2 separate regions of the Mus musculus genome follow, and region 2 is linked to region 1. Evidence: chromatin loops called from intact Hi-C (ENCODE). Cell type or tissue: gastrocnemius. All regions are shown on one strand. Each heading gives the region's core, and the rest is flanking DNA. Links, peaks and the distances in the headings are about the cores only. Region 1 holds the start of Cryzl1 (crystallin, zeta (quinone reductase)-like 1). Region 2 overlaps Itsn1 (intersectin 1 (SH3 domain protein 1A)).

Region 1 (11,202 bases), core at 2,122-10,121:
CACCGCCGCGGCCCGCCCGCCCCGCTGCCCCCGGGGAGGATGAGAAAGACCGGGCGGAGCGGCGACGGCGGCCGCAGGGACGCGCGCCCGGCCGCTGGACCCGACCCCGGGGCGGCCATCGCCGACCCCCGCCCGCGCGCCAGGCCGCCCGCGTCAGCTCCTCACCTCATCTCCGGGCGGGTGCGCGCGGCCGCCCCTCACACAAATCAGTGCAGCCCGCACGCCGCGCGGAGGAACGCCGAGTCCGCAGCCGCGCACACCATCCCCGCCCGCCCGCCTGCCTGCCTCCCGGCCGTCCCGGAGCCCGCTCGGGATGCTCCCTTGCGAGCCGCCGTACTACGGAGCAACCAAGCTGCGCGCCCTCCCCGCGCCGCTCCACTCCTCTCGCCCTCCTTCGCTCCTTCGCTCCCTCACTCCCGCCTAACTCCTCATCTCCCTCCGCCGCCGCCCCTCCGCCCACAGCCTGCCCTCCGCCCCACCCATAGATGGGCGGGGATAACCGCCTGCCAATCGGACGGCGGAGACCACGCCTTCGCTCTCTCCTATGACTCCGCCCACTAGGTGGGCAAAAAAGAAGAAAGGAGCCAAAGGAAATAGAGGTGTACAGAGTGACAACGAGATACACCAATGAAGTAGTTTGGATAGCACCCCCCCACACACACACACTTTTTTCCCCTCCCATCCTTGTCTCGTCCCTTGAAGGCGTAACTAGAGGTTTCTGCTCTATGCGTGCGGAGATTTTGTTTCACGATTTGGCGCTTTGCTCTTTTCTATGCGCGACAGTAGCTAGGATACATTCAACTAAATTGAAGGTTTTGCAGAAAGAGCGTGGGCACGAAAGGCGAAAGACACAAAGACTGAAGAAAGATGGTAGGGGTTACGGTTGGAATGAGGAAGGGTGTGGCCTTTTACTCTAATTTGCATAAAACGGAACCCATCTTGGCAACGCCCAACTTCTCCCATTTATTGGTGGTCCCTGGGGCGGCGACTCGTCTCTCTACGGGAAGCAGCATGCTGGGAGATGTAGTTCCGGGTTCAGTTGCCATGGCGTTCGTCACAGCCTCCCCCAGATCGGTCATCCTGCGGTAGTGACGGGCAGTCTGACCAATGGCAGTACTGTTTGGACCCAAGAAGGCGGGCTCTCTGCAGAAGGACTGGGAAGGTGGCGGCGGCGAAGGCGCTGGCGGTTGAGGTTGCTCCGAGCCAGGTGAGCCAGGGAAGAACGATGTGTGTCTCTGAAATGGGACTTTGGGCGAAAAATGGAGAAACGCCTGAAGGAGCTGTCTAACCCTGGGGAGACTGGTACTTCGCATCACACGCCGACCTCAGAGATGCCCTGGCTCAGGCCTAGCTTGGCCGAGGCCGCCGAGGGGCGGGTAATACTAGATTTGACGGACAGTTCCTGACCCTGGCTAGGTTTTGATTGTAGACTGATCTTTGCTTCTTCCTCCGCGTTTATGGAGGCAAAGGTCTAGAACTGCCTTTCTCCTGGGTTGAGTCCTCCCCGCCCCCAGCTTCTCCCTATCACTGTTTCTGATGCTGTCTCTATTACTACTTCCCTTGTCACCCTTCTTATCCTTCTCTTTGCATTTCCAGTAAGCGGTTTCCTAAAGCAAACAAGGGTGGGTGTTCGCAGTAATGGGGCCTTGGGTCAGGAATTGCCTGCTTCATTGAGCCGGCCATACTTGAGCCATACTAAAGAATTATCCCAGGGTCGTGAGGAGGTGCAGATACTGATTCTGGATTTGGGCCTGGTGGTCTGCATTTGCTTTTTAAAAATTATATATATATATCTATATATGGCATTTTAAACAAACTGCCAAGTATAGCCAGTCCACAGTAGCTGAGTTTTGCATTGCCTGTCCAGGACAGATGTTCTAGGCACCCAGACGCTTTTAGATTTCCTGGGAGCCACATTTGGACAGTGAAGAGACCACGTGAAATTAATTTTACGTTTCTCTTAAACCAGCTTATCCAAATATTATTTCAACCTTTAAAGAAATCAGATATTTAAATGAGACAGTGTATCTGTTGTGCGTTTTACCCTCGCAGCATACCCTCGTACCCTCATCCTAAGGGCACGCCACTCACGTGCGGAGTAGCCACCTGTGGCTATTCGCCGCTCTCCGAATCCAGATGATGCAAGAGACCATTGCACAAACTCAGCAGTGTTAGTCATGTGATTGCCAGCGACATCCCTTTGCTGCTTCAGTACATGGGTTCAGAACTACTTTCACAATACGATACTGAGCTTACAAGAATACCAGGGAAAGTAATATTTATTAAAAAGCCAACTTCCGTAATGTGTGCGCTGTGTACTATACTCACTCAGTCCTTGCAGCAGCCTGCGTCCTATTGCGGGGTCCTGTCTCTTGGGAGTTGTAAATCTTAGGCATCAGCCACTGCAATGTACAATTATTACTGGCTTTTCTAATTAATGTCACCCACGCTTCTGTCTCCACATGTAGAAGGAGATGAGGTGTTCATATTTGAAACAGTGCTCCCCGTGTAAAATCAAGCCGCCCAAGGCTGGAGAGCTGGCTCAGGGTAGGGACACTTGGTACTCTCCCAGAGGACCAGGGCTCGCCACTGTAACCACCTCTGTTACACTAGTTCCAGCGGATCTGAAGCCCTCTCGTGATCCAACGGCACAGGGCACACAGGCAGGGTGCAGACACAGATCCAGCTGCCTGGCCTGGCGTGGTGGTGGCCCATGCCTTTGACTAGTGCTTGAGATGCAGGGGCAGGCAGATCTCTGTGAGTTCAAGGCCACCATGGTTTACAGAGCAAGTTCCACGGCTTCATAGAGAGACCCCACCTCAAAGAAACCAAGATAAAGCTGCCTGGCATCTGTGGTAAAATAATTGTGGTAATTTTATAGTTCTCCATGCTGCTCCATGTTAAGAAGAAAGGTGCAAACCTGATGGAGATTCCTGAGCCTCTGGACCAGAAAGAGTCCTGATTCACTTGTGTGCCTCCCTCAAGGAGGAGGCTGGGAAAAGCTTGAGAACTCGGAAAATGACATGGTTCATTCCAAGAACACATGGGCATTCCCCCTAGTGGTGCAGGCCTGGACTCCCATCCAGTGGATGGGCAGTTCAGGGCCAGCCTAGACAACTTAGTGAGACTGCCTCAAAGTAGTAAAAAAAAAAAAAGAATGAAAGCCCACAGACACAGTGTCTCCTGGTTGTGTTTGTGGCAGACTCTTCTTGTCTCAGTAGCTGGTCCAGGCTGGCTGGCCTCAGCCTCCCCTGCACTGTTGGCTTACTGTAGCCTTTGCAGACCTATGACAACACTGTGCTGAGAACTGTAAATAGACAATGGCAGAGTATAATGCTTCACAAAGTGACTTCCTTCCAGTTTTTATATAATATACTTTACGAGGTTGTTTCCTCTTTCAACTCTTTGTCTTCTGGTAAGGAAGCTCAAGGACATTTTTATTAGAGTTTTGAAAGAAGGCAGTATAGTTTAGGTGAGAATTCTGGCAGCCACTAGGAGGAGAGCCGCAGGATAATTCACGCCTTCTGAGTTAGGCATGGAATACAAACAGAGATGGCAGTCCCAGCAGAGGACGTGGCCTACTGAGCTGAGTGAGGAGCACCAGAAACCTTCATACTAAAATCAAAATTATCATCTGTATTCCACATCTAAATGATTCCTCAGGATCCTATCATGAACTGGCAGATAAGGTCGCCATTTACGTGAGGATGCTGTAATGTTAACAGGTAGAGATTTTCTTACCAGACAAGAGGGGGCCGGGCTAAGAGGTAGAGAAGACACTCAAGTACCTATCTCCATGTTCACATCTCTCCACGCTGAGTGTCCCAGTGTCACGTGACCAGGCTATCTTAACGGAAAGGCTACATTCACCATGTGGCTTCTGCCTTTGGCCCTGGTAGCCCAATTCAGAAAGGTAAATGACAGATTACGTCTCTGTTGCTCTGCATCGTACCATAGTAAATGGCCATGTTGAGTAACAGCATTGGAGATATGGCCTTCCACCTTTCCAGCCAACCTCTCCCACTCCCGAGGGTACTGACAGGGAAATATCTGATGTAAGAAATCCTAGGCATTTTTTATTTTAGTTTATTTAAGAATGTACTGTCTCATTTAAATGTCTGAAACCTAAAATATACAAGCAAAACGAGAGAGACAGCTCAGTGGCTAAATGCCCTGACTGCTCTTCTGAGAACTCTGGGTTCAGTTCCTAGCACCTACGTGGCAGGCTATATGTAGCTCCAGTCCTAGGGGATCCACATTTTATGTATTTTATTTTATTTTCTGGGTGTTTTGCCCTCACGTATTTAAATATTTAACATTTGTGTTGGGTGCCCTCAGATACCAAAAGAGGTCATGAGCTTCTCTTAGAACTAGAATTACAGTGGTTGTGAGCCACCATGCAGGTGCCGGGGATTGAACCTGAGTCCTCCAGGAGAGTAGTCAGTACTCTCAACCACTGAGCCACCTCTTCAGCCCTAAAGCCGTGTACACGCTGAGGTGAAAATCAACTTTATAAAAATCAACGATAATTCACATGGAGGTGGGTGGGAGAAGATATTACATTTTTCTTTTGTGATTTCTAGAACAGGTGTTTGATGGGTGCCTCCCTGCTCACTGGGCACCTGTTGAAAACATCTTGTCCAGATAAAGCAACAGTCCGACGTCTCTGAACACACACACTATCTGCTTGTGTAACTACACTTTTTCTGCCTCTCTCGCAATCTTTAGTTCGCAAGCTGCGTAAAGTGTAGGAATTATGCCACAATGTACACACTCTTCCGTGATGATATTCATAGAGCTGCAGATGGTCAGCCTGCTGAGGTCACACACCTGTCCCAGCCCTTGGGCGATGAAGGCTCAAGGTACAGGAGTTCAAGGTCATTCTTGGCTAGAAGGCAAGTTTGGAACTAGCCTGAACTACCCTCTCAAAAAATAATAATAAAAGAAATTGCCATTATTAGAAGAGACTTTAAAAGCCACCTGGTCCCCTGTCCCACTCACCTGGTGCTGGAATCCCTGTAATGGCATCCAGCCTGTTTCAGTACTTCTAAAGTCAGGCATATAGGAAGCTCTCTGCAAGTTCAAGTGCAACCTGTTAACGTAGTGAGTATCATCAGGTCATTTAGGGCTACACAGCTAGATGTTGTCTTGTAAATACTTAAATTATACAAGGGAAGCATTCTTACAGGGGCAGGAGAGGCAGCTTGGTGGTTAAGTGGACTGACTGCTCTTCTGAGAACCCTGGGCTTAGGTCTCAGCGGCTACATGGCAGGTCCCAGCCATATGTAATTCCAGTCCTAGGGGATCCAGTGCCCTCTTCTGGCCTCCGTAGGCACTGCTTACAAGTGGCACACTACCAGTCACTCACTTGTACATGAATAAGAATTGCAAGAAATCAGTCTTGCTAAATGTGGTGGTGCATGCCTTTAGTCCCGGCATTCTGGAAGCAGAGGCAGGCAGATCTTTGTGAGTTCCAGGCCAGCCAGGGCTACATAGAGAGACCCTGTCAAGTTTTATAACCACACATTATGTGCTGGACTTTCTGTGATGTGTCCATGATGACATCACTATCAGAACATCTCTGCCCGTCCTGTAAAGGAAACCCACTCACTCGTGCATCTGTTGGCTTTGCGAGCGTAGGTAAGGGCTAATGTGCAGAGGTTTGCTTACACTCATTAGTAGATGAGCTCTGTGGGGAGTCGAGGGTAGCAGGAGGTGAGCCAGTGTAGCTCTTGTTGTTACAACAAAAGTGAAGCCACCATCTGAGATCTCTTCCCTTGGCTCTGGAGAAATCCCGGCAGAGGCCTACCTTTATTAGGAACTAGGACTTACAGTTGGGTGCTTAGTGTATGCCAAGGTGTCCCTCTGTTTGCACAGCCGAATCTTTTTTGTTGTTGTTGTTGTTGTTTTGGTTTTTTGGTTTTTTTGAGGCAGGGTTTCTCTGTGTAGCCCTGGCTGTCCTGGAACTCACTCTGTAGACCAAGCTGGCCTCGAACTCAGAAATCTGCCTGCCTCTGCCTCCCAAGTGCTGGGATTAAATGTAAAAATGTCAAATCTGTGTGCTTCTCACAACACATCTTAGCCTACATACCTTTTAAATTTTTTGTTGAATTATTATTATTTTCTTTTCATGTGTCTGGGTGTTTTGCCTGAACGTAGGTCTGCGTCTTTGGAGAGCAGTAGATCTCTTACAACTGTGTCACAGACAGTTGTGAGCCTGAGTGTGGATGCTGGGCACTGAACCCAGGTCCTCTGCAAGAGCAGCCAGAGTGCTTAACCACTAAACCATCTCTCCAGCCCCGCCACCCTACCTTTCTAAACATATTTGATGTCATTGAAAAGTTTTATAAGCTGGATGTGGTAGATCAGGAGTTTCAGGCCAGCTAAGGCTCCAGTTCAAGTTTAGCCTGGGCAACACAGGGGGACTCTATTACCAAAACAAGAGCACATAGAAAGTTTTAACTGTTGTATTAGGGATGTGCTCAGTAGTGCCACACTTACATAGCATGGATGAGGCCCTGGGTTCAAGCCCCGGCACCACAAATAAATAAATTATGTAGTGTTTTTTTGATTTAGCAAAGTTTATATCGAGTCATATAATTTTCCAAATTATATATAACACTCTTAGAAATGAGAGGGCACATCCTCATCTTTAATTGAGCCAGATGTCTAGTTATTGTCTATGTGCAAATATCTCTAAGTTCATTAAAAATCTTAGTGAACTCGAGTCTTTGTTAACCCAGGCCAGTGCCTAAGAAGCCACCTGGGCCTTGACTATCACCCATTCTACAAGACGTTCAGTGCTTAGGGCTCAGAATTCCCATTTTGATGAGGGGTGGAAAGGATGGTAGAAATGTAAATCGAATACTATCGTATGTCGAATACTATACTTCTTGATTTTCTTTTATCTTATACTGATTTACTTACTTTTGAAGTAAATAAATAGTTAAATAAACCAAGCCGCCCCTTTAAGGGCTGGAGAGCGAGGTCAGCACTGAGAGTGCCTGCTGCTCTTGCAAGGCCCTGAGCTCCTTCCCCAGCACATGGCAGGGGTGGGGGGCTCCCAAAGCCTTCCCTCCAGCTCCGGAGGACCCAGTGGCCTCTCTGCCCCATGCAGGCATTCACTCACAGCATAATCTTTCAGTCACATTTGTATTTATTTACCTGTAGTGTGTAGGCATGCACGAGTGCACGCGCGGGTCAGGCCAGCTGAGGAGAGTCAGGTCTCTCCTTCCATCTTGGGGATTATTGTAGGACTGCGTTGTCATGCATGACAGCACGTGCTTTGACCTGCCGAGCCGTCCTCCAAGACACACAGATTATAACAAAAGAAAGGGGGTTTTTTGGTGGTGGTGGTGGTGGTGGTGGTGTTTTTTGTTTTTTGTTTTTTTTTTTTTTTTTGTTTTTCGAGACAGGGTTTCTCTGTATAGCCCTGCCAGTCCTGGAACTCACTCTGTAGACCAAGCTGGCCTCGAACTCAGAAATCTGCCTGCCTCTGCCTCCCAAGTGCTGGAATTAAAGGCATGTGCCACCACACCCAGCCTACGAAAGTATTTTTAAACAATTTTTTTTCTTTATGTTGTAGCTTGGAGAATAGTTTTGATCCTATACAGTTGTTAATAATTAGATTAACTAATCCGTACCTCTCCCCCACCCCCTCTCTCTGAAGAAGATTCTAGGGGGTGCGGAATTGTCTCCCAGGTCTTTGAAACTGATACATTATTGACCCAGGCCACATGTTAGCGGTTCAATAGGCTGAGGAAACAGTGGCTTCTAGAACGACAAAGGGAACTGTTTTGAACTCAGGATGTTAGTATAGACTTGTACCTGGAGAAAAGGCCACAGCAGTAAGTCAGGACTGAATAGGAGCAGAGATTTGTTGAAGTAATAATGCTATCCCTGGGCATGTGCTGCACACCTGTAATGCCAGTACGTCGGAGACAGCCCGGAGGATCCAGAGGTCAAGACCAGGCAAGACCACAAATCAAGACCCTGCCTCAAAACAAATAAACCGAAGCATAGGGAAGGAATTAATGTGCCTAAACAATGGCTGGGGAAGCTCACTCGCGAGGAAGAAAAGTGACCTGGGAGTGTGGAGCTGGTGGGTACACTCCTCCCACCTCGGGTGGCCTGCGAGAGTGGGCAGGTGGAGTACACTCCTCCCACCTAGGGTGGCCTGCAAGAGTGGGCAGGTGGGGTACACTCCTCCCACCTAGGGTGGCCTGCGAGAGTGGGCAGGTGGGGTACACTCCTCCCACCTAGGGTGGCCTGGGAGTGTGGGCAGGTGGGGTACACTCCTCCCACCTCGGGTGGCCTGGGAGTGTGGGCAGGTGGGGTACACTCCTCCCACCTCGGGTGGCCTGGGAGAGTGGGCGGTGGGTGTGCTCCTCCCATTGTGAGGCTGTACAGAGGAGGATCTGGAATGTATGGATTCACTCTGTGCATCAGTGTGTTAGTGCAGCACACTCTCAAGGACTGGGCTGTGCCTAGAAACCCTACAGTAGGGCCAACTACGTGCTAAGTCAACTGACTCCATCAAACAGGTTCTTGCTGAGACACTGTGGGTGGAATAAGGTAGAACAGCGATATGCACTCAGCCTAGAAAGCTGGGCAGACGCTGAAAGACGCAAGTGGGAGATGCGTGCTATGTCTGTTTAAGTTCTTCTCCCCTCATGGTTCAATGTGTGTCTGCGCGCACACACACACACACACACACTGATAAAGGGCTGCTGTTAGCCATGGTTTTCACCGTCTTGACATACATACTACATACTTTAAGTCCATGTCTTAAAGGCGTGCCTGTGGTTAGTTTCTGCATTTGATTTTCTCATCCTAGAGAGCAGTAACTATTACTCAGCTACTCAATACAACTCTTTTATAGAGATCCATTTAGGGCCACAGAGGTCCTGGCACCCAGAGCTGGCTTCATGAGCATGACAGCTATGCCGGTCGCTGGGCCTCTTGTTCAGAGGACCTACGCATGGCTTGAGAGCTGCTATTGTGAACTCTCAGAAATTCCAGTAATTTACAAAGAAGGCATCCCACTTCTCTCTCTCTCTCTCTCTCTCTCTCTCTCTCTCTCTCTCTCTCATTCTCTCTCTTGCTCTCTCTCTCTTTTTCTTTTTGGCTTTGGTACCTACAGATTAAAACAACAGATCTATCTGCAACTGAATAGTCAGTCCCACCGGAGAAAGTTTTGTAGTTCCAGGTGAGTGTATCCTAGCAGTAGCTCAGTAGAAAAATCACTCCTGTGACAGTTCTAAGTAACGACTGCCGAGGCTCCAGCCCAGCTGGTACTGTGCGCTTAGTGACTTAACCCCTGGTACTGTGTGCTTAGTGACTTAACCCCTGTAAGGTACAGTTTCCATGGTTCCTGTTACCTCCCTGCTAGGTGGATGGAGGTGCAGCTTCCTCATCCATTCAGTAAATGTAAAAAGGATACACAGAAATGTTCTGAACATGGCTGTTGTCAGCCACAAGCTGTAAACTTTCCCAGCGTGAATTGCAACATTGCTATCCTGAAGTAAATAAACAGCGGTGCGAAAGCCTAGACCCGGCTATCAGCAGCAACAGCAGAGTGGGGCCCAGGAACATCACATCAGGAGAAACTATGCAAAGACAGCACCGTGCAATCTCCTTTCTGTGTACTTCGAAAGGAGCCTGTTTGTCTGTCTGTTAAAATTGAGGCTGTTTCATATCCTTAGGGGAAGGAAGGTCACAACCTGACCGAGGCACTTAGAGCTTCAGAAGGTGGGGTGCGGCTCCTGCTGGGACAGGAGCACATGCATGCACTCCCTCCCCACTGGGCGAACTCTACTTTAGGGGTCTGCACGCGCCTGTGTATATTTCTGTAAAGTTTACACTTTGGAAAATTCAATGGTCTAGGCAGGTGGGTCAGACCTGTACCCTACCTCTCTACCTCTCTGGAAGCCAAGGCAGCGGAACCCCCGGAACTCAAGGCCAGGAACTCAGTCTTGGCCACAGGGAGTTCCGGACCCACCTGGGATGCAGTTTGCAAAACAACAAAGAATTGTGAGATCCTTAAAGGTAGTTGAAGAACTTCCCAGGCTATCACCAGCTGGAAATATTTCCATTAAAAAGACTGCGGAGAGCGCTCAGTGGGCAAAGAGTCTGCTGTCCGAGGGTGAAGGCTGGAGTCTGGGTGAAGTCATCCCTGGGCAGGTGGTCCTGGGTTCTATAAGAGCAGGCTGAGCAAGCCATGAGGAGCAAGCCAGTAAGCAGCACCCCTCCATGGCCTCTGCATCAGCTCCTGCCTCCAGGTTCCTGCCCTGCTTGAGTCCCTCAGTGATGGACTATGATATACAAGTGTAAGCCAGATAAACCCTTTCCTCCCCAACAATACAGAATGGTTAGGCCATGGCTCCTGGCAAAGGAAGATAGCCAATGCCATCCTCTGGACACACAGACACACACGCAAACTCACACATGCAAACATGCATGAACACATACCATGTACACATACACTGCAAAGGGGGGGGGGGTTATAGAGGACCTGGAGGCTCAGCAGTGAAGTGCTTCTTTGGATCCTCAACATGCATGTGAAAAATAAGCCAATCATAGCCACAAACACGTGTAATTGCAGCACCAGGGAGACAGAAACAGGAGGAGCTACGGGGGTATCTAAGTCAGGATTACGGTCACTGTTATGAAACACCAAGACCAAAAGCAACTTGGGGAGGAAAGAGTTTATCTGGCTTACACTTGTATATCATAGTCCATCACTGAGGGACTCAAGCAGGGCAGGAACCTGGAGGCAGGAGCTGATGCAGAGGCCATGGAGGGGTGCTGCTTACTGGCTTGCTCCTCATGGCTTGCTCAGCCTGCTCTTATAGAACCCAGGACCACCTGCCCAGGAATGACTCCACCCACAATGGGCGGGGCCGCCCCATGGATCACTAACTAAGAAAATGCCCTTCAGGCTTGCCTACAGCCCCATCTTATGGAAGCATTTTCTCCATTGAGGTTCCTTTCTCTACAGTGTATCCAGCACAAGGGTGCTCATTGGCCAGCTAGTTTAGATGAATTGGTGAGCTCCAGGTTTGATAAGGTGGCTGGGCTACAAACCTTTAATTCCAGAACTCATAGAGCAGAAGCAAGTGGATCTCTGAGTTCAAAGCCAGCCAAAGCTTTATAGTAAGACCCTGACCCCCCCCCCCCAAATATAAATAAGATGGAGAGAAG
Region 2 (11,202 bases), core at 1,657-9,656, 160 kb before region 1:
AATCCACAGCGTATCTCTGGAAGGAATGAGAGCCCAGGAGGAGGATGGCGATGAAGAGCAGGTGGGAGTGAGGTGGGGAAAGAAAGACACGTGGGTGGCATGCATGAGGAGCACAGAGAGACCACACAGAGGTGCTGGCACACATGCCACAGAGGGGCAGCATCCTTGGTTAGAGGGGAAAAGCTTACTTCAGCAGTTTGATATTACACATGATCAGCTCCTTCCAGTTAACAAAAATCATAGCAACCTCTTTTTCTGTCAGCAGCTCAGACTCCGTCAGGGGTTTCTGAAAGATCTACAGGTGTAGAAAACGAAGCCGTTCAGAAAGCAGACAGTTAGCTCAACATACCACACACACACACACACACACACACACTCACACACACACACAACTACGTGCATACTTGGGTTTGTTTAGCACAAGGGAGAGAACTGGAGACAGCACCTTCTCCTGGACGGACAAGTGCTTGACAAGGGGAGTCCAGGCGAACCTCTGAGGAGGAAGCTTGGCTCCACCGACAGGAAGCTAGGATGCTACTAGATCATCAAGCGTGCAAGTGGGACTACCTCACCTGCCCACTCTGAGGAAGGGGCCCAAGAGGACAGGAGAGCTTGAGAAAGTCTACGGAGATGTGTGACACCTTCTTTACAACCCGACAAGCCATGGGTCTGAGGGAGGCAACCACAAAGCTAGCACTGAACTTGAAGCAGGTGGGTCCTGAGAGGACAATGCTTCCCTCTTCCTGGGCTCTGTTAAATAAACACCCTTTTCCCAAGCTCTGGGTGGGTGAGCATATAGCTCAAAGCTGATCACAGACCTCAGTGGGACTCCATGGGGCTGGCCCCTTGCCCACAAGGCAGTCCTTGGCACCTGGGGCAGAGGCTCCTCTGAAATTCTTTGGGCACAGGAACGTGGCCTGTTTGTGGCTGATCCTTGGGAGCCTTGTTCTGCACAAGTTGCCAATCTGATGGTGAACTGGGTAATGTCTGCCCCGGCTGCCACATGGAAGTAGGTGACACTCATACCTCACACATTGACCATACATGTAATAGCAGGCAGACGTCTTGAGACAACATAATTGGGGAAACCCTTGTGGACTAGCATTTTTAGCCTGAAACTCCCATAACACCAAAGAGGCAATCACTCTCCCTCCTGGGTGTGTAGGCGACATTACAGTTTCATGGCATTCGTGAGGGTACCAGTTTACAAACCGTGACAGGGACTTTTCATGTTGAAGGTGACTCTCTCAGGTCTTGCTCTGTAAACCTACCTCCTGACATGGTCACTCTCACTGCGTGTGGGTTCAAAGGTTACTTCTCTTTAGCGAGGATCACAAACTCCGTTTCATCCTTTCAGACAGAGTGTCAAGACCTTTACTGGCTCCCCACAAGGGCAGCCCATCCCAGGCCAGCAACCTGACAGAGCCCCGGGGAACATGTCTTCATGTCCAGCCCTAACGGTGGATTTTTCAAGAGCTTATGGGACACAAGAAGTAACTCAAGAGACTTGTGTGCAGCTAGCTGTTGTCCTCAGGAGCCAACACTAAGGTCTGGGGTGTCATGTGACTAGCTAGATGACACCAATCAGTTGGTGGCCGAGCTAAAACTCAAGAGTCCCAAATCATAACCCAAAGGCATCTCTCTGTTAGTCATTAGCTTGGGACGTGTGAGCTCTTGGCCTCGGCTCCGGTAAGAACTGCCTCTCTGTCTCACATGGTGGCTGTGTGGGAAAAAAACGTGAGCATGTCCTCTCAGGGTAAAACCCCCTGTGTTATTCCCCATACACCAGAGTCTGCCCAAGGCTCAGAGACAGGGCATGGCGCCCTCAGCAGGGCCTCCACCTCTTGCCATCCCCGCAGGCCCAACCCCAGCCTCCCAGGGCTGCTGGTACCTCTGTGACCAGCTGCAAGTCGTTCACGTAGTTCTCCTCCGTGACAATGAGTTCATGGATGTAGCCTTGCCGCTTCCTCTCAGTCGGGGTCAGCATATCTAAGAGATGCAGGTCTGAGCACCCTGCAAGACACAACCATTTAGGAGAACTTTTAGTCCGAGGCTGGGGAAGCCCACAGCTCCACAGCGAAGACTCCCGAAGGTCCTTGTGACTATGGAGGTGGCACCATGGTCTCATCAGCTTGGGGTTGTGGGTTGAGTTGTAGAAACAGGAGTGGCACAGCCCGGCGTAGAGACCCCACACATCACTGTCAATTCCAGAAGCAGAAAAGCAGCACAGAGCACCCAGAAGGGGGACCATTCTGCTCGCACCCCGACTTCGGACTTTCTACTCTGGAACTGTAAGGGGATAAATCCCCCTTGTGTTACACCATAAAGTTTGTGGTCATAAATCCAAGTAGCAAACACATGCTCCATCAGAAGCACGGAAAGGGTTAAATGACCCGCTAACACCCACCAGAGCTCCCACGCCAGCCACTGTTTCGGGAGCTGACCGCTGCCTTGAGTGGTTCTCAAAATTTCCAGAATCATCTTCATGATACAGACAAGGAAACCAGGGCTCAGAGAGGCCAGCTCGCCCCTGGTCCTCCTGTCCACAGTGGTAAGGAACGGAGAGTCCAAGAGAGTCCAGAGGCCGTGCATGGTCTCTAGACCCTATGTCCACAGCAGGCTTCTTTCAGGTATGTGGTTATCCGGAGACCAGCTTTTAGAGTCTACAGTAACTGTGCCAAGGCTCTTGGTGGATATGAAGACCAGGCAGATGCGTGCAGACATGACCGGGAAGACTCTTCAGGCGAGGACGCTGTGGGGTACTCGTGGAAGCTGAGCAGTAGGCCTCAAGCAAATTGGAAAGCCCTGCCAGCCGCAGGCAGCTCCCACGAGGCCTTTGTAGAGGCCGAGGCTGCTGGAAGGGAAGGCCCTTAGCTGCCCTGAGCTAGGCTAGCTCTCTGTTCACTTAGCTTCTTATTTGGAGTTCTGTTCACACAGGACCTTTGTGACTTATCAGTGCAGACACCCTGCCGCAGATGCTCAGATTTTCAGTAACAGTCCATGAGTAGGGCTGGTCCCCCCCCCTTTTTTTTTTTTTACATAAAAGTGGTCCCCCCGGGGGCTGGTGAGATGGCTCAGCGGTTAAGAGTGCTGACTGCTCTTCCAAAGGTCCTGAGTTAAAATCCCAGCAACCACATGGTGGTTCACAACCATCTATAACAAAATCTGATGCTATCTTCTGGAGTGTCTGAAGACAGCCACAGTGTACTTACATATAATAAATAAATAAATATTTAAACAAATTTTAAATAATAAAAAAGTGGTCCCCCACATATACTTTTTTTTTTTTATTAGATGATCTTTATTTAATTACAGAACTTGAATTTGTAAAATACATATGCTGAGAGGTGGGGGTGTGCCTTCCTGCCACTTGTCACAAGGGGGCGCAATAGAACACTGTGACTTCTTCCTCCCGCCCTCCCCCCTCCCACTCATCCCCTCCCTCCCCCACCCCCCACCCCCGACCACATTCGCCCTTGCAGCACCTGCAAATGCTCTGGGTCTGTAAACAAATGACCAGAACTTCGCCAAGTAGCCTTTCTCTGGGAGAGGGAGGGGCCCAGGGCACTGCGATTTAACACACCCTCCACGCCCTCCAGTGAATCCTCAGTGAGAAAGCTCCTGGGGCCTACCAAGGGCTCCTCAGGGATTCCTCCCTCGCACACGGGGCTTGTCTGGGTTGAGGACTGAGAGAGTCTTACATACAGCTACCTAACGAGAATTATCCGTCAAGGGAATCGTGGTATCAGATCTTGGTGAACTGGTCTCAGCTTCCAGACTTCCTAGAGTTACAGTGGTAGGTTTTGCTCCCTCCCCTTTCTGCACCATTCGGTTTGTTTCTCATTGGGATGGAACAGCCCAGGGTAGCCAAGACGGTGCCAGGAAACCGGCGGGAATTAAGCTATCGTTATAGAAACGCTCTCCACGCCTTCCCATCCACCACTGAGCCTGACCTCAAAGCTGCAAGGTGAGTTAGACTCCATAGCCTGCACTTGTCTCTAAACTTGGGCTCAGTCACACAGATGGCTCAGCCTGCTATGGCGCCTTCTCAAACATCTGTCTTAGCAATGCCCCCCAGAAGGAAGCCAGATCCAAAAGTCCCCCAGCAGCCGGGTGAGCGCAGGGTTCTGGGATGCCGAGACTCCTCCCACTCACTCCACTTCTTTATCCTTTAACCTTTCTTTTTGAGAAAGTCACCTAGGAAACGCTTGAGCTGTGGAAGGCATATTCAGTCCCTGCCCTATTTTAATCCATTGTCCTAAGGGTGAATCCAAGAACCCGGGACTCGGGCCATTTCTTGTTCAATAGCTAAATGTGGCCCCAGCATTTGTGGCTGGGTCCCTCGTGGACACAGTCCCCGTGCTTCCAGTGTTCTCCTGCCCGCAGGGATAGGAGAACTCTTGCACAGTGCTCAGCACCAACATCAACAGTGGGCCAGCAAGTCTCACAAATGTCCCGTTACATCACGGTCCCCTTGGGGCAGCTGTTGGGCCCTGTGGGCTCTTGTACCCAGCTATAAAAAGCCCTATGCACTATACGAAATACCCACACACATTTTGCATACAATTTTTTGGCTTCAGAAGCCTGTTTGCAAGCTGAGAGTGGTGGCGCACACCTTTAATCCCAGCACTCGGGAGGCAGAGGCAGGCAGATTTCTGAGTTCGAGGCCAGCCTGGTCTACAGAGTGAGTTCCAGGGCAGCCAGGGCTACACAGAGAAACCCTGTCTCAAAAAAACAAACAAACAAACAAATGCCTGTGTGCTGCCTCATTTCTTCCTTTGGTGATTTTGTGATCTTCGCCATGGCTGTGCTGAGTCGTGCTGCACTGCAGGATGAAGGCAGGTGCCGGCCTTCCAGGGTCCATCTCAGACCTTGGAGATGCAAAGGTTTGACACTGGAAGTGGTGTCTCCTCTAGTGAAAGGTTCCCCTGCTGAACACACTGCTGCCTCCTAGGCTGAAGCTGAAGCTGACACTGCTATTTCTCTCCGCTCCCCAGGTAGTGCTGGCCCTTCAGGCTGAAGGTGGTGTTGCGCACCCTGCAGGTTGAAGGTGGTACTGCACCCCAAGCTGGAGGTGGTGCTGCACCCCACATGTGGGCTAAAGGTTCTACTGTTCCCACCCCAAGGCTGAAGATAGTACTCTGTCGTTCCCCCCCAGGCTGAAGGTGGTATTTGTATACACACACACACACACACACACACACATACACGGGTCACGGTGGTATTGTCCCCCCACAGGCTAAAGGTCATATTGCCCCTACAAGGCTGATGGTTGTACTGTTTGCCCAGGCTGAAGGTGACACTGCCCCTCTCCAAGTTAATGTCATCCTCATAGTACATCGGGAAGTTACTGCATCCCACCCGCAAGGCTGAGTGTATTCCTGTTCTAACAAGAAAGCAAAGGCTGGAATTGTCAGGTTGGCCCAGGAGTAATGGACTAAAATACACAGGACAGAGAGCCCTCACCACCTGCCAAGAGTCCCTGCTGAGAAATGCCAACTGCTTTCTACAACAAGGGAGTCATGACCAGAAGACACAAGGATGACTGAGAAACTGGAATGAGGTCCTGTTGGGAGAGATGCCTGCCTCTTTGGGATTCTGGAGGCTCCTCTGGGTACAAGTTCTGGAGAACAGCAGGAGGTGCAGGAACATGGCTCAGGGCCAGCTCTGGATGCACTTGAGGGCTGCGGTACACCTTGCCCTAGACAGAGCAGCCTTTGGATGTACACAGCACCCAACCGAGAACTGAGACCCCAGGGAAGCTTGCAGGTTTGAGCTGTTAGCCCCAGAATCCTAAGCTATGCAAGTCTAACTCAAGCAAGCCTTCCTGAAGATGTGAAATGGCCACGCTGGCCCCTGGACCTAGAACCCAGTTAAAGGCAAAGATTTTGTGAGGTTTGTCTCCACGTCACACAGTAACCACATTGGCTTTAGATTCATTCATTCTTTCTTTCTTTCTTTCTTTCTTTCTTTCTTTCTTTCTTTCTTTCTTTCTTTTTAATTCTTTAAACTGACCCTGGGATACCATGAAGATGATTTCCAGACCCAGAGAACCATGAAAGACTTGAAAAAAGTATTCTAACCTCCCCAAATATCCTTTGTTTGAAAAAAAAGTAGTATTTAGAAAAAAACAAGAGGTTTAAAAATCCTCCATTATTCAAAGCAGGGGAACTGGAAAAGTCATTCGATTTAAAAGTTTTCTTTAGGGGGTGTAAAGGTTGTGGCCGCTCCCTTGGGTATCAGGATGCAGGAAGCTTGGCCCAGGGAAAGATGAAGGACAAAGTGTAGTGAATGATTTTCTATGGCCACGGAGCAGGGATGGAGGGTGACTCAAAACTAAAATTGGCCCACAGCTGAAATAATATTGCAAGGACTCCAAAAAGTTAAAAAGCAACCCGCCCCCCATTAAAGCCACAGGAAATTCCTATATAGGCTCCCAAGTTTATATAGTCTCCTTAAATATACTTAAGAGAGGGGACAAGGCTGTAATTTTCTTTTGGAAGGACCAGACTTGGAAAATATCTCAGCCCTAAAAGGTCATCAAATCCCCCTAAACCGTCATGGACATACTTGACCAGCAGAACTGAAATCCTCTCTATTACAAACAATACATAGCCTACAGATACTGTAGAATTTCAAAGAATTCAGAAGTTCTTAGGGAGGGGGGGAAAGACTCTCCTCTCTTCAATGAAACTTGAAACCTGAATTAGCTCCCACAGCCGCTAAACACTGAGGGAAATAAATAAACATGCCTGGTTTCTGTTATGAAGAAGCCAAAGAATATAATAAGTTAGTCAATGACTATTACGTTTCTAGGAAGTCGAAGGGACACAGAAGTGAGCAGAGACTGTTCTTTTCTTAAGGGAAACCCACAAGTTTAGGGGAGAGCCCTCAGGAAAGGCAGATTAAAAGTATACAAACATGTGGCATTGAAGGAGGGGGGTGCGGGGCTGGGAATGGTTTCCTTGGTGAAGTGTTCGCCTTGCTTGGAGCTGAGTTCACTTCTTAGAACATACATTATAAAGCTAGCATGGAGTCATGCTTACAATCCCAGCACTTGGGGGCGGGACACAAATGGGCAGATTTACGGGGCTTGCTGGCCAGCCAGCCTGGCTTAGCATTTGGCAAGCTCCAGTGTCTCTGAGAAACACAGTCTCAGGAACTACAGTGGACAGCTTCTGAGGAACGAGGCTGAGGTTGACTTCTGAGCATCACAAACTTACACACTCACAATCACACCTGCACACTCACACACACAAAGAATGGGCCAGTCAACAGTGCTGTAGAAGCAGCTAGGTGAACACAGACACTCGTGGGAGACACAGGGCATAGAAAAGGCCATGTTATGGGGGGAAGGGGGTAGCAATGTCCGAACAAACACAGATACAACGAGGAACGGCAGGAGAGCCGTGGAGTGGAGGCCTGGGTGAAGGTTTTCATCTCAAGGGGATGACAGCACAATGCTTCTAGGGACATTCATCCGGAATGGAATCCCTTTTCTAAGTGACTGAATAGGTGTTGATTGGATGCCTGGAGTTCCTGTCTATACAACAGGTGTTGTTAGAGTGGACCTGCATGTGGAAAGTAGGGGTTCTCCAGGACGTTAGTCTCTCTTGCCACGTGAGCTACACTTTTCCTGTCCTAATCAGGCTGGGTTTGATCCTCCTAGGATCCTGATTCTATTAGGAACCAGTCAACATCACAGGCAGAATGCATGTGCGGTGGTCTGTTCTGTAAGAAAAGCGGACGATGCTGTTCATGCCATGTTCTCTGGCTTTATCTCTGTACCACAGCTGTGTTGTGAATCCTCCCTGCCTCCCAGCCAGGAAAGTGTAGACTCTTCCTGCAAGGCATCATCTGTGCTTGGAACCGAAGGCAGCGATGGATGAGACATCTGGGACCTTGTCTTCTGGAGACCCTGGCATCCTGGACTGGTTTCTCTACCCTTGTTGGCTCACAGATGCCTCTGGAAGAGCACAGCTGTGAGACGTCATCAGTTCCCAGGACAGGAGAGCTGTAAATTCTCAGGGTTTGCTTTTGATAAGAAAGCAGGAGCAAGTGTGAGGCCTGTGGTGGGAGGTTGGAGATGCCAAGAAGGGCATCAAAGATGTGGCTGAGCCTTGAGTATCTCACTCTGGCCTGTGTAAGGGACTCATGGTGAGGCATGTTAGCTGGGTCTGTCTGAGAGTGTGCACCCAACCTCCTCACTCAGTTGCAAACCCAAGAAACTCAAAAGCAGCCATAGTTTTTAATTAATATCATCTTCCAAGAAGGGCCATCTGGTCTACCTGGCTTGCCATGGAGCAGTGTAGAAATGGAATTCCTCCAGAGAGAGTCTACTGCTTTGCTGTGACAACGCACGCAGTGAGCAGCACGCCATTCTGGATTTCTGATGGCGGACTCCTGGCACAGGTACCACCACTCTTTATAGTCTGGAATTTTCCTTCGTTCTTGGCTGCATTTGTGTCTCCACACATGCTTCCCTAGCTTTCTGAGCACCCACTTCTGATGTGTCCTATCCCCCAAGATTTTAAGGCTTTCTTAGCAATGGCTGTAAGTAAATCCTTCAGGTATGCAAGGCAAATGAAAGTGTTACAGCAGCACGGGTTGATGTATTCCTATGGGGATCAGATGAAGGAGGCAGTAGCTTTGACCAGAGAGGTCTGGGAAGATTTTGCAGAAGAGGAAGTGTAGACTAATTTTGTTGTTGCTGACATGTTCCTCAATGTTCTCATACTATCCTGCAGAGACGTGGGACTTCAGGGGTAACTAGGGGTGATTATACTCATGGATAGAGCGGTGCTGTTATCTAAGGGCTGGGATACGGATATGAACGTGTGGCAGACACTCTGCTCTTTGGTGTGTGTTCTTTAATTTTTCCATCCATCTGAAATGGGGTGATGCATGAGGAAGACTATACCATACACAGCCCCTGCATCTTGGACATCTCAGCGTCCAAAACTACCAGCAAATAAAAATAATTTATAACTTAGCTACCCACGGGTATTTTGTTTCAGTCTCATGCACTAAGACTCATGGACAAAGAGGATGGTAGGAGCATGGGCGAATGAGACTTAGGTGCTTTGAGCCAGAGGAGTGGGCAGTGGTAAGCAGCAGTGCTGAACCAGACACTGCAGACCCTTGTAGATAACAACTCCATCCTCACCAACAATCCTGTGGACTAGCTACCGTTCCTCACAATGAGAAGGTGAGGAGTCAGAGACACAGAGAGGATAAACAGCTTGATAAAGCCCCGGTTAAGAAACAACAAAGGAAGTAGGACCTACGTCCACATTCTTAGCTGTTATGTCTTTGCCTTGCTGGATGGGTGGTGTTTTTGTGTGTCCCGGTGGCCAGGACCAATCACAGACGGGGTGGCTTGAGAAGCACAAGTTTCCTTCCTCACAGCCCAGGAGGGCGGCCGTCCAAGATCAAGTCAAGGTGTTGGCAGGGTTCTTCTTCTTCATGTGTCCCACAAAAGCTTGCCTCTCTTTTGCACACAAACCCATGGTGTCCATGTGAGGTTTCTTCTTAAAAGGACAGCTGCCATTCTGCTTCATACACCTCAGAGTAGGATCCACTCTGAAGGCCCCAGGGTAACATTTAAATACATCTTTGAAGACGCTATCTCCAAATTCAGTCACATCCTGTGGTCTTCAGGGTTAGAGCTTTGACCTATAAATACTAGGAGACCCTGTTCAGGCCACATCAGAAGGGAAGCTCTAAAGAGAAAAGATGCTCAGATGCCCAGGATGGAGAGGAACAAGAACCAGAAACTACACCTGTCCAAGTGCATGGGACATGAGATTCTGTCTCCACAGCTGCTCAGCTGAAGGCAGCTCAGGGCTGCCACATGGGCAGTCATTCAAAATGTCTCGACAGCTACAACAGCTATGACAGGCTACCTGCACCTCAGAGCCCACTGAAGCCCAGATGTTCTGTTCGGGGGCCTCTGGAGGTTCATGTGAGGCCACATTTTCTCAACTGACCATGCTACCTAACATCTCATTTGATGGCTGGAGCAGTAGAGTCCAGAAAGCTTTGTGTATTTATTTTTTCTATCAGAAATGCTCGCTGGAAACAGAACCATAAAAAGAAACCACCTGTGTTCCCAGGGGGCCCAACATCTTTTCTTCTACCACTTCCTATAAGGTCTATTTGAGTACAATCTTGGTCTTGGAGTTCAGACTTCTAGGAGCTGGCTGCAATAAGTCTGAGTCAAGGTAGTGAGTCTTCTCAAAACAAAACAAAACAAAACAAAAACCAAGCAAACAAAACCAAAACCCCTGGGGCTAGAAAGGTAGCCCAGCAGCTAAGTTGGTTCCTAGCATCCCCATTTGGTGGCTTGTGACCACCTGTAACTCCAGGGGATCCAATGCCTTCTTCTGATATCTACAGGCACCATCCACATATACAGGGCATACACACATACACATAACTAGAAATAAAATCTAAATAAGAGACCCTTGGCTAACCAGCCCACAAGAGGCTGCATGGTGGGGAAGTGCACTTCTCAACCCTGAGGCAATGGCTTCAGAGGGGTCTGGCAACACCCTGGTCCCTGACATACTGACTCCTGCAGAACACAAAAAACACCTCCAACCCCGGACAGCTCCTGTCCCTGTCAGCAGCTCCAGGATCCACCCAGGGATGCTTCTGTGAGGCCGCCACACTTGCGGAGGAGACTAAATACCAAATACACACAGGACCAAGTAGTATGAACACGAGTTAAGTGATCACAAGAATGGAGAGCTCTTCCTGGTTTAGGACCTTTCCACAAAAATGAACCTTTTCCAACTGTGCCACTGTCCCCAGCACAGGCTCTGTGCTGGGTTCTCTGCCACACACAGTGAAGGGAATGACAAGATGGCAGAAGTCGTGGCATGACTATGCTGTAGAAAAAGGGGAGAGAGGAGAGGCAAAGGCCACCACCAACACCACACCTCCTCTGCAGCCCCAAGATGAAGGGCCGTGGGAAATATGCAAATGTGGCTTATAAGCAGTAAGAGATGGGGACCCTCCCATATGTCAGCTCTATAAGGAGGGCACCATCACTATGGACTGTGCTTGTCCTGTGATGATTTGCCCACTGTTGTGGTTCTGGGGAGAGAAGCCAGGGTCTCACACATGTCAAACACAAGCTTTACCATTGAGCCACAACCCTAGCTCCTCTGCAGATGCTATTTTTATTACATTTTCCTT

The links. A loop is a pair of places that touch in the nucleus more often than their neighbours do. Peaks named below come from ENCODE experiments on the same cell type or tissue, not always from the same donor. Only the 100,000 strongest peaks of a DNase experiment are listed, where the experiment ranks them.
Region 2: a loop joins it to region 1, with 3 times the contacts of the local background. A loop is called at or near these places in 13 of 42 quality-filtered maps.

What each region holds. Positions count from the first base shown.
Region 1 is chr16:91,718,563-91,729,764 of GRCm38, reverse strand. It overlaps Cryzl1 (crystallin, zeta (quinone reductase)-like 1), which reads left to right and starts at 963. Exons shown (of 13, transcript NM_133679.2): 1 at 963-1,207. It overlaps Gm46543 (a long non-coding RNA gene), which reads right to left and starts at 5,461. Exons shown (of 3, transcript XR_001781880.2): 1 at 5,187-5,461; 2 at 5,002-5,092; 3 at 1,184-1,246. It overlaps Itsn1 (intersectin 1 (SH3 domain protein 1A)), which reads right to left and starts at 394. Exons shown (of 39, transcript NM_010587.2): 1 at 166-394. In gastrocnemius, for the core only: a CTCF peak has its summit at 5,318 (motif pointing left); DNase peaks (open chromatin) are centred at 2,630 and 5,319; H3K4me3 peaks cover 106 bases.
Region 2 is chr16:91,878,211-91,889,412 of GRCm38, reverse strand. Itsn1 (intersectin 1 (SH3 domain protein 1A)) reads right to left here. Exons shown (of 39, transcript NM_010587.2): 29 at 1,892-2,013; 30 at 189-295. Among named protein-coding and RNA genes, the nearest start is that of Gm52262, 20 kb to the left of the region's middle. In gastrocnemius, for the core only: CTCF peaks have their summits at 3,365 (motif pointing right) and 5,047; DNase peaks (open chromatin) are centred at 5,570, 7,136, 8,344, 9,406 and 3 more places; H3K4me3 peaks cover 684 bases; H3K27ac peaks cover 1,419 bases.